2 separate regions of the Homo sapiens genome follow, and region 1 is linked to region 2. Evidence: chromatin loops called from intact Hi-C (ENCODE). Cell type or tissue: prostate gland. All regions are shown on one strand. Each heading gives the region's core, and the rest is flanking DNA. Links, peaks and the distances in the headings are about the cores only.

Region 1 (5,383 bases), core at 139-5,138, 160 kb after region 2:
GGTGGCAGGGCTGGGATGAAAGATCTGCTGATAAGAGTGTTCCCATCACATGCTTTGGTGGATGCACACATGCAGATCAGCATTTGGGGGCAGCCTTCCTCTCCCCTACACCTCCAGCACGTCCCAAGGCTGCATCGGGTGTGATGGCGCAGCTGGCTCTGACCCTGGCATGAGCCTAATCTAAGCAGAAGATGTCAGGAAGGAGGTACGGAGTGGCATGCTTTCCCTATTTGGTGCCTTCAAGGCTGTGCTGCCCTTGGGCTGGGCTGGCGAATGGAGAAAGCTGGTGAGACAGTGGATACGATGAAGTCAACCTGTGATCTTAAACTGGAGGGGAAATACTCCTTGTTTATGGCTTAGAGATCCCACCCCGAGGAAGAGTGCTCAGCAAACTGAGGGCAAGGCACACTCATCAAAGAACCCACTAGTTCGCAGAATCAGTCAAGCAAAGCGATTGATGCCGTCATCAAAGGAGTGATGTTATACGCAAATTACCTAGCTTGCTACAGACACTGGCAGCTTTTCCTTGCCTCTCCAACTGCAAAAGCAAATCGCACTCTACCTCCAGAAATGAAAAGAAGCACTCCCTCTCCAGGTACAACCCCAGTAAGGCACATGGGAAAAATATAAGTCTCATCCAGTGCTCAGCTCTTTCCAAAAGTCAGACACCCCTCACGTCTTCTATCCCATGTGTGGCTATGGCCCACTGTCCACAGGAGGCATTTCTCTGCTAGAAAGGTAGAGCTCTTCCAGTCTTCCCAGTCAAACAAGAAGGCTCAGCCTTTGTGGTCCTCAAGTAGCTTGCAGGGAGCAAGAAGTCGGGAAGTGGGAAATTCCAATTCCTCTGGAGTAAGGAGATGCTGTTTCTTTACTGGGGAAAGAGAGTAAGCAGGTGCATATATAACAGCCATGCTGTTAGAAGAGAAGATGTAGGATTTGAGCACATGAGAATGTTTTATTAATTTTGTATTTTAATTAGATTTTTGGGTTTTTTTTTTCTCTAGTCTGTCTTCTGTGTTTTTTTTTTCTTTTTTTTTCCTGCATGAACCAAGAAAGAGAATGGCATTGAGAAGGTATAAAAGGGTTCTTTAATACTTCCACCTCCTTGGATATACAGCAGGAGAAAGAAAGTTGGATTACTTTATACTGGGCCTTTAAAAAAAAGTCTGGTACCTTTGTATATCATGAGCTGATGTGAATGGTAATGGCGCCAGCCTCCTGGACTAAGATTCCACCAGTTTCCCCTGTGATGCAGGCCATCCCCCACCCGCACCCCAGCTGAAACAGAACTGAAACTCAGAAAACCTAGCTATCCCTGCATTAAAAAATATATTTGCAAGCATCCAGGGATTTTATTTCCGTCCTCAAAAAATTGAGAGCCTCAACATTTATTTTGTGCAGAGGCAGAGAAAGTACCCCCATAGTCTGTGGGCTGACCCCAAAACTGAGTGTCTGTGGCTATGACTATTTGATAACTGGGCTGCTACACTTGTAAGGTTTCATTTCTTTATTTCCTTCAAAATGAAACAAAGATAAACAGTGAGAGTAGTATTTTATTGTTTGAACACCAGTTTCTCCCCTTAACAATCCTGTGTTAGTATGCTATTTTCTTGATGTGATTTTAAACCTCAGTGTGTACCCGGCCAGTTCTGTATTCCAGAAGCTACTGTCTACTGCCAAGAGCTATTAATCAAAATAAATGGGTGCTTGGGATCCTGGAAGTGGTGTGGGGACTCTGCTTCTCTGTAGACAGACTACCCTCTTCTGCCCCAGAGTGGGGGCAGCAGGAGGATGATAGTGGTCAGGGAGGCACTGTGGCATTCTGAATCCCTGGTGACACAAGAGGGTGTCAACACAGCCTGTGGATAACAGGAGAAGGGCCTAAAATGTACTTACACCACCCTAAGACTGGACAAACTCTGGGGATACTTCCAGTTCATCTCCCACAATTTCTAGAGGCATCTGCATGCCTGTCAGCTTGGGCCAAGTGCACAGAACACCATCTTTGTCAAAGCTAATTCCTGGCACCTACCCAATAAGCCCAGGCTGCTTTCATTTCTACTCTGTATTCTTTTATGACATTTGAAAGACAAAGAAAAGAAAGTGGTCTTAGAAGGTAAAAAGGTTACTTGAGTTCACAGACTTGATATTTTAGGAAGAGGCTAAACTAAATTATTCCAAAGTCTTACATTTAATTTGTGCCATCAGTGACCAAACATTTTCAAGAGTTAGTGGGTATAAAGGACTGAAAAGGATGATAAAGTTACTATCAACATTCAGGCCACAGAAAGGCAGAGGAGGGAGAGAACAGTTAGAAACATATTAAACCAAAATCTAGTCCAGCCATCCCTCTAGCCCTTTTATTTTGTACCTGGGGTAGGGGGTGGGGAGAGTTGATGTTAGCTTTTGGGTTTTTGCTTGCAGCAAGCATATTTCATTTTGAGCCGGTTGTGCCAGTTAGTGACATAATGTCCACATGGTAATATGATACGGTAAGCACAAATGCAGTGCACAAACCAGACTGTGGCCTGGGAAAGACAAGCTCTGTCCATATATCAACGGGAATGGCTCGGAACTCAGGGAGTGAGTATTTTGAAGCAATCGCACATGAATTCACCTTCAGGAGATTAGAGGCTGATGTCACCAGGAGAGTGAAGTCATCAGAAATGACCTAAACTGATGGGACCTTGCCAGAACAAAGCTGCGCTGTGCAGACACACAGCTTAACTCCTTCTGGGTTGAAGATTTCTCCAAGGCTGCTTTTTTTTTTTTTTTGTGAACACGAAGAGTTTCTAACAGACGACAACAAAGCCGATATGACTCCCACACTCCTAGGCATCAGCTGGTGTTACTTGATGAAAGAGGCCCAAAAATAAGTAAGTTCCACTAACCAGATGTCCTAAGCCCTCACCTTTTCATCCAAGAGTTCTACCCTGTCTCTATAGATTCTCAGGGGAATAGCACTAGTAGGCCTTTCATAACAGCAATTGAATTGAAGTGAATGGAATTAAGCTAGCAATGGCAGATCCCCCAGAATGGCAACAGTTGGGCCCACAGAATGGTGGTGGAACAGCACTACAGAAGACAGCCCATTTGAAAAGTGGCTGGTTGCCTGAGTCTGCCTGTGATTCTCAGTGGAACACTCCATGTGCCAGGAAGCAGTAAGATGCTGGCTGTCTCTCACCTAGTCAAGCTGCTTAGCAGTGAAGAACCATCCTCTTCTCCTTGTTACCATAATTCCTGAGAGCCATTACCACTTGCTTATTTCATCCTCTCTAATGTCAACCCTTGGCTACTACAGATGCCATAAGGTCAGTCACACCTTGCTTAGGCCAAGGAATACAACATAACTTTAAAAGTTAATCATGCATGGAAAATACCTTCAGATTCATGTGTCCCCTTATGGGCAGTGGCTGCATTAACATTGCATCATAAAAACAAGCTAGATAAGATCATACTAGAGGTGGTCTTAGGGGCAGGGGGCTGGACCCGGCCTCTCTTCTGGGATGAACCTAGCATCTGGTGTGTAGAATCCGTAGTCAAGTGGGATAATGTAAATAAAAGCACCTTCCAAGCTGCAAAGTATTCACTGAAGAATATTTTGATTTCATGATGGTCCTCCACAAAGCAAGGATAAAGGACCAACAACAATAGGTATGACCTTAATATAGGCCAAATGGGAAGATGGCTGCCGACATGAGGTAGTGGGAGGTACACAGAAGAGGTCTCCTGCCCCTAAACCTTCCTCCTGATGCCTGTTGTGTACCTACAAATCCACCTCTAACAACTTGCTTGAGGTCAGTGCTTTTCAAATTGTTCTCATCACAACCTTTACAGTACTGTTCAGTACTCTCTCATACACGTACAATTGAAATAAAAGTTTTTGCAGAAGCAATACTTTCCCTACTGCCTAAGATGTGCTCTGACACTTCCTAATATATTTCATATGACTTCATTTTTTACTACTGGCTTGACCCATTAATTTAACAACTACTAATGGGTCAAGATTCACAATTTGAAAAACACTGAGAGTTAATTCCACATAGGAACAGAGCAGAAAAAAATATAAATTAGGGTTTTCACCGTAGGGAATCGAGTCCTGAGAGGGGAAAAACCCACGATGCTTTAAGGCTAGAAAGCAGAAGGCTGGAGAGAGCAAAAATCAGCTTCTACTACTTCATGAATCACTTTGGGCCGCCACTGGAGACCCTCATCAGAGTGTACCCATCTTCTCACTACATAACTCCTCCTCTATTCATCCACTCCCAAACTCATACACAATCACAGAAAGATAATCCATCCCCGCCCCTCTGCCCAGATAGAATCTAACAGAAATCAGTGTGCATTCTTACACTGAGACCAGAGAACCAAAGAGCAAAGGGACAATGACCAATAAGTGAACTGAAACCATCATGAATACTGAGACTGAAGTGTGCTTTTGCGGGATAGGAATCAAACCACATTGAGGTGAGTGCACTCTTGCATCTACTTACACATGAAATGGGAAAATTAGCTCCACTTTATCACATTAAAGTATCTACGTCAGGTTTGGAAGCTATGGTTGGCTTTCAGTGCCACTGAAGCACCACGAGATTTAGGCTGACTTGGGCTACCCTATCTTGGGCTACATGATGAACTACTGTGACCAAACCCATCCAGACACTGGGTGGATTTTTTTAAATATAGTAAATATTTACTGAGCTCTTACTAAGCTGTGCACTATAAAAAAATCTGTCAAGCTTTTTACTTGATTGTATAGTCCAAGCATTTGATTGAACTCACAGAATTCAGAGTTACGGTTATGCTTATTATCACAACCCTGAACTTGAATGGCCTTCAGACCTTGGCACATTTTGTGGGTTTTTAAAATACTGTTCAGCTTGCCACTATCAATCCTTTGGATATACTTTTCTAAAACGTCAATAACTTTCAAATGCTCAGATTAATTCTGGAATAAATACATTCTCTGCTGAGGGAGGTAATTTACTTAAAAGGGAGAAATAAAAGTGGTCAATTTCACTTTCTGTTTCCATTGAGACTAATTTTCTGTGCACCTGCCTTCAGGATTTAGAATGAGTGAGAAATTTACCTGTATTTTTAATGAAAATTCATGTTGTTTCCTTTTTTGAAAGTAACACACCAAAAGAGATAGCATGCTAGTGTGGGCCTGTTCCTAATATTTGTAAGATGCAGGCAAGAACACACGCAGGGACCAGGACTGGGCAGCCCTGTGGTTTCTTACCGAGGTCGAGGAACACTGATTACATGCATGTGAACACTTCAGCCAGTATATGCAAGGTCTGTCTTCTTTCCCATCCCACCCTCATGAGACACAGGTATGTGTCCACCACAGTAGGCACAGGGCCAGGAGAGTCTAGGTGCT
Region 2 (5,383 bases), core at 52-5,051:
AACTTATTCTATAATTACATTTAGCAGAAAGCCATTTCCTACTTTTTCCTAGTGTAGGTCTCATGCTTAACTGTTCTGACATCACCTGGCCCCTCTATGGCTTAGCAACAAAAACTTCACTGAAATGAAGAATGCAGTTATTTATGCTGGCTGCTCTGGCAGGAAAGAAATTCAAAACATAATTTTTTAAAGTTATAACTATGGCTTGCATATAAACATAAGCATGTGGCAAATATTTACGTAATTCATTAATGAGGTAACGAGCAGAATGATAAAACCAGTGCAAAGAGTATTTGAGAAACTAAATATATGCGGGCATCTGAGAATGAATGTTGGAATAAGATTGCTGGGTTAGACAGAACACTAGTTAATACTATACTTGGCAATAAAAGTATAACCTTTAAAGTCATCCTTTTTTTTTTTTACCAGACCAAAATCACTTGCATCACTACTGAATAAAATCCTACAAATTAGCATGTCATCTCATAGAGTCTGAGCCTTAATTAGTAACAAATAATATGTCAAATAAGATACATTCCCCTAGAGAATCAGGTCATCTTTGGGTAGGTCTTTTAGAAAATGCTCTTACAAGACCGTGAAAACTGAGGCTATTCTACTGCCTTATTTCAAGTTTGATACTCTGTCTTAACATTAGTAAAGGGATTTTGGGAGGGCAAAGATGCCTCATATCAACAGTTATTAACAATTGAGGTCATGGGACAAATAGTTATAGAAATATTAATAGAACAATATCACCCCTCAGATTATGTTGAATACTAAAATATAGAGTTGGATGTAGAAGCAACCAAGTATCCCTCAAGGAATGAATGAACAACATGTGGCCTATCCATACAATGGAATATTGTCCAGGCTTTCAAAGGAAGGAAATTCTGACACATGCTACAACATGGATGAATCTTGATGACATTATGCAAAGTGAAATAAACCAGTTACAAAAAGAAAAATACTGTATAATTCCACTTAAAAGTTATCTAGAGTGGTCAAATTCACAGAAACAGAACATAAAAAGGTAGTTGCCAGGGCTTGGGGAAGGGGAGAATGGAGAATTGTAGTTTAAGAGGTATATAGTTTTAGATTTGCAAGATGAAAAAGTTTTGGAGATTGGCTGCACAACAATATGAACATACTTAACACTACTGAACTGTACACTTAGAAATGGTTAAGATGGTAAATTTTATGTTATGTGTTTTTTACCACAAAAATTTAAAACATTTACAAAGTTGGTATCATCAGTTCAGATGCCAGTTATAAGGCAAGGGAATGATTCCCACCAGAGTAAGATCAAAGTATGCATGGCAAGGAACCATCTTTTTACTGTCTGAAGTACCAGTTTATGACTTAACTTACAATGGGACATGAAGGAAATGAATGCAAAGATGCCAACCTAGCTGTGGTGGACTTCAGCTCACATCATGGAAACCATGAAGCAATTTAGCAAAGTTGGCTGCCTAAGCAGCCAAGGGTCCTGTGGTGCCTGTTAAAATCCAGCAAAAGCAGGGATGAGGTGCATTGGCCAGGGCCCAGTGCGTAGCCCCACAGCTGCAAAATGCTATCTGGCCTTTGAATCAGCACTCAGTGCTCCCCTTACCACTCTTAACTCTTAACTGCAAGAGTTAAACGCTGGAAAAGCTCAATCTAATATTCACTAAACAAACACTGAGAACCAGCTTTCTAATCATCACGTCTGCATCTTTTCTCATTACCTCCAGACTTTTGTCATAGGCCCTTGAAAAACTGGGCCTCTTGAAAAAAATGCAAAGAAAATCTTCTTGTTGTCCAAGGGCAAAGTTCTCACCCTTTCCTGATGTGACTACCTTAAGTGGTCTATACACTCCAGCAGAAAGTGGGAAACCCTCACAAAAGAATCTTTACCACGTCCCTATGAAATATTTTTATTCCTTTATAAAGTTGATTAATCTTCACAATAGAGCAATTATGTCTCTTTTCTCTCTCCTTCCTTCCTCCCTTCCTCCCTTTCTTTTCTTTCTTTCTTTCCTTCTTTCTTTCTTCCTTTCTTTCTCTCTTTTCTTTCTTTCTTTCTTCCCTTTTCTTTCTTCCTTTTCTTTTTTCTTTCTTTCTCTTTCTTTCTCTCTTTCTTTCTTCTTTCTTGATCAATAGAAACTTTCTCTAATTTTTATGGTGAACCGACATGATGCCATGGAATGCAGATTTAGATGGAACATTAAGCCCAGTTGGATTTTAAAATCCTTTATGGAGTCAAGGAAAACTACGCCCACCTCCATTAGGTAATGTCCTTCGATGCCTTGCATTCCACCCACAGTCAGAGTATTTTACCATATGGTCATTAATTTTTCAGCATTATAAAAATTGAGAAAATTTATTTATTTTCAAAAAATGTTTAACACTAACACTTAACCCTACACTAAAAATAAAAAGCAACAATGTCTAGAAATATGTTTTGTTCCATCATAGCTTCCATTGTTAAAATGTAGAACAAGCTGTCAAAATTCAAACACCCCTTAGCGCCAAAAAAAAAATCATTCTGTTTGACTTAGGAGCCTCCTCTTGGTATGATTTGCTTCACCCTAACTGAATTTATTGAGGATTACAGAGGTTGTGCATTGAAGTGTCCCTTCCAAAACCCAAACAAATCTCTCACACAAAGAGGACAACAGTAAAAGAAGCATGCAATTTACCAGGGCAGGCTGCTTACTGTCTTTTTTTTCTGATTTGCTTTACTTGTTTTAGTTTATGTTTTCATAAATCCTGTTTTGTTTAGCAACAGGTGTAACCCAGCTGCACCCACCCTAAAGTTGCTGTCTTTCTATTTCAGACTGTCTCCTGACATGGAATGACTCCAGAAGGCTCAGCCAAGAAAATAATTATGACAAGCTCAGAGAAATCTATAAAATGTTTAAATAGCTAACTAGCATGTTAACTACTGGAGGAAGCAGGTAGAATTAAATGGAAATATTAACTTTGAGATTAAAAAAATAAGAAGACAGAAAGAAAGCAAGCCCCAGGAAAAGTAAGGGAAAGGAGCAGTGAGCCAGGAGCGAGAGGAGGCTGGCCTTGGAAGCAGCGACAGTCTGAAAATATAGGTGCTGTAAAATATTTACTTGTCCTAAGTGCTTTCTCCTCCCCTGCCTGGTTGTGCCAACTCACAACCTCTTGTAAACTCTTCCATTTTTTATGGTTTTCTAGGGGCAGATGCTTATCAGCTGAAAGGTGAACTGCAACTATTTCACAGAAAATAAACTCAGAGTATGTTTATGTGATTGTTACTCTAAGACAGCAAGAAAAAAAAAATGAATTCAGCACACGAGCCATTTTAAAAATCTTGATCCTCGCCAAACCCCAAACCAAATTTGTGTCTTACACTGTTCTCTTCAGCCCCCTTTCACGTTCCTCCCCACAAGAATATAATCATTTGGACAACCCTAAGAGTCGCAAGCTAAGTCACTATTGTCACAGCTTGGCTTGTCTGGCAGTTTGGACACTGCCCAGTGTCCCCTCCAGGGAGCAGAGGAATCCGTGTAAAGATTTTACTTAATCATTATTTTTAACCTTTGGGGGTTGCAGCTAATGATATGAAAAAAGCCTTCAAAACCACACAATATACTGGGGCATAAAAATGGCCTATATTTGAAAATAACTCCAAGTTTAGCTGTTTTGGAATAAAGCAAATGTTTAAAGTAGCCTGAAGTGAAACTTGAATGTTTCAATAGGCCCAGCTGCCTCTGAGGCTGGCGTGGGGCTCGGGGAGGAAGCGGTGGTTTCTCTTTGAAGCCTGGCTGCAACAAGTCCAGGAGCGGCCAAATTGCAGAGAGAAGCTGCCTCCCCAGCCTGCAGGTCCCCCCGAGAGCTGCTGAGACAGAGCCATCATCATCTCACTTCTTTCCTGAAGGCAGAAAAAGAGGAGGAAAACAAGAAACACAAAAGGAGGACTTGGAAGATTTAGGGCTCTGAGTGCAAACGTTTTTGTGGCAATTAAAGTTTAAAGAAACCAAGCTGGCCCGCAGCAGGAGGAACTATGTTGAACACCAAGCAAACTGAGGAGGAGAGAATTGGAGTTTTTATTTTCTGCTTTGATAAAACAAACAAATAAACAGACAGACAAAAAAACTGGGATCCAAGAAACGAAGGAGACAAGATGACCGAGTGGGAACATGTCTCCAATGGGTTGTTTCATTTTTTGTTTCCGGTAATGAACCACCAGCAAATCCGAAGTACCCTACACCCTACATTGTCCCCTCCTTGTCTTCTAAGTGACCTAGTAGCAAGCTTTTTTTTTTTTTTTCCAAATTCTGTGGTCTATAGTGTATGTCAGAAGAGAACCTCCTCCCCCATCCTCTTTTCTCAGCTGAAGACTGGCTCCCTATGTCACTAAGATTACAAAAGAGGAACTTCCAAGCACTCCCATGTCCATAAATACTCACCTTTGTTTGCAAACCTCACATTCTGCTTCCTCTCCTGTCACTCTGTATGAACAGTCCATAACCCTTCGGCCACCCTCCACCTATGCGCTGGAACCCAAATGCACTCACCTACTCCAGGACATCATTTGTCCCCTGTCTCTTCTGCTGCATCATCAACTTCTACTTTTGACTATATTATTCCCACATACAAACATGCTGCAATTCTCCCATTTCAGGGGAAAAAAGTTTCTCTTTACCCCACTTCACCACCAGCTACCATCCCATCTTCTGGTCCCCTTTATGATAAAACTATGAAAAGCATAATTTATATCAGTGCTGTCCAGTAGCCATATAATGTGAGCCACATCTGTCATTTTAATTTTTCTAGTAGCCACATGAAAAAAATTTAAAAAGAAACAAATGAAATTAATTTTAATAATAAATTTTTGGAGTTATTTTCAGATATAGGCCATTTTTATGCCCCAGTTCTGTACAGCCCCAATTTCTCCTCCTTCCATCCTCTTTTGAACCCATGTCTCAGGGTTTTGCCTTCACCACTCAACTGACACTGCTCTTATCAAAGTCTCCAATAATTTGCTCTATCTAGAGGTCAATTCTCAGCCTATCACTTGCTTGACCTGTCACACTGTATTAGTCAATGTTCTCTAAAGGGACAGAACTAATTGGACAGATGAATGTATGAAGGGGAGTTTGTTAGGAGAACTGACTCACATGATCACAAGGTTAAGTCTCACAATAGGCCATCTGCAAGCTAAGAAGCCAGGAAGCCAGTCTGAGTCCCAAAACCTCAAAAGCAGGAAAGCTGACAGTGTAGCCTTCAGTCTGTGGCCAAAGGCCCAAGAGCCCCTGGCAAACCACTGGTGTAAGTCCAAGAGTCCAAGAACTTGGAGTCTGATGTTTGAGGGCAGGAAGCATTCAGCACAAGAGAAAGATGGAGACCAGAAGACTCAGCCAGTCTAGTC

The links. A loop is a pair of places that touch in the nucleus more often than their neighbours do. Peaks named below come from ENCODE experiments on the same cell type or tissue, not always from the same donor. Only the 100,000 strongest peaks of a DNase experiment are listed, where the experiment ranks them.
Region 1: a loop joins it to region 2, with 2.1 times the contacts of the local background. A loop is called at or near these places in 4 of 110 quality-filtered maps.

What each region holds. Positions count from the first base shown.
Region 1 is chr13:50,355,023-50,360,405 of GRCh38, reverse strand. All of the region lies in intron 2 of DLEU1 (deleted in lymphocytic leukemia 1), which reads right to left. Among named protein-coding and RNA genes, the nearest start is that of DLEU1-AS1, 170 kb to the left of the region's middle. In prostate gland, for the core only: no CTCF peak of the experiment used is centred there; a DNase peak (open chromatin) is centred at 2,475; H3K27ac peaks cover 2,300 bases.
Region 2 is chr13:50,511,112-50,516,494 of GRCh38, reverse strand. The region is part of intron 5 of DLEU1 (deleted in lymphocytic leukemia 1); the gene reads right to left. Among named protein-coding and RNA genes, the nearest start is that of DLEU1-AS1, 14 kb to the left of the region's middle. In prostate gland, for the core only: no CTCF peak of the experiment used is centred there; DNase peaks (open chromatin) are centred at 3,084 and 3,754; H3K4me3 peaks cover 655 bases; H3K27ac peaks cover 1,449 bases.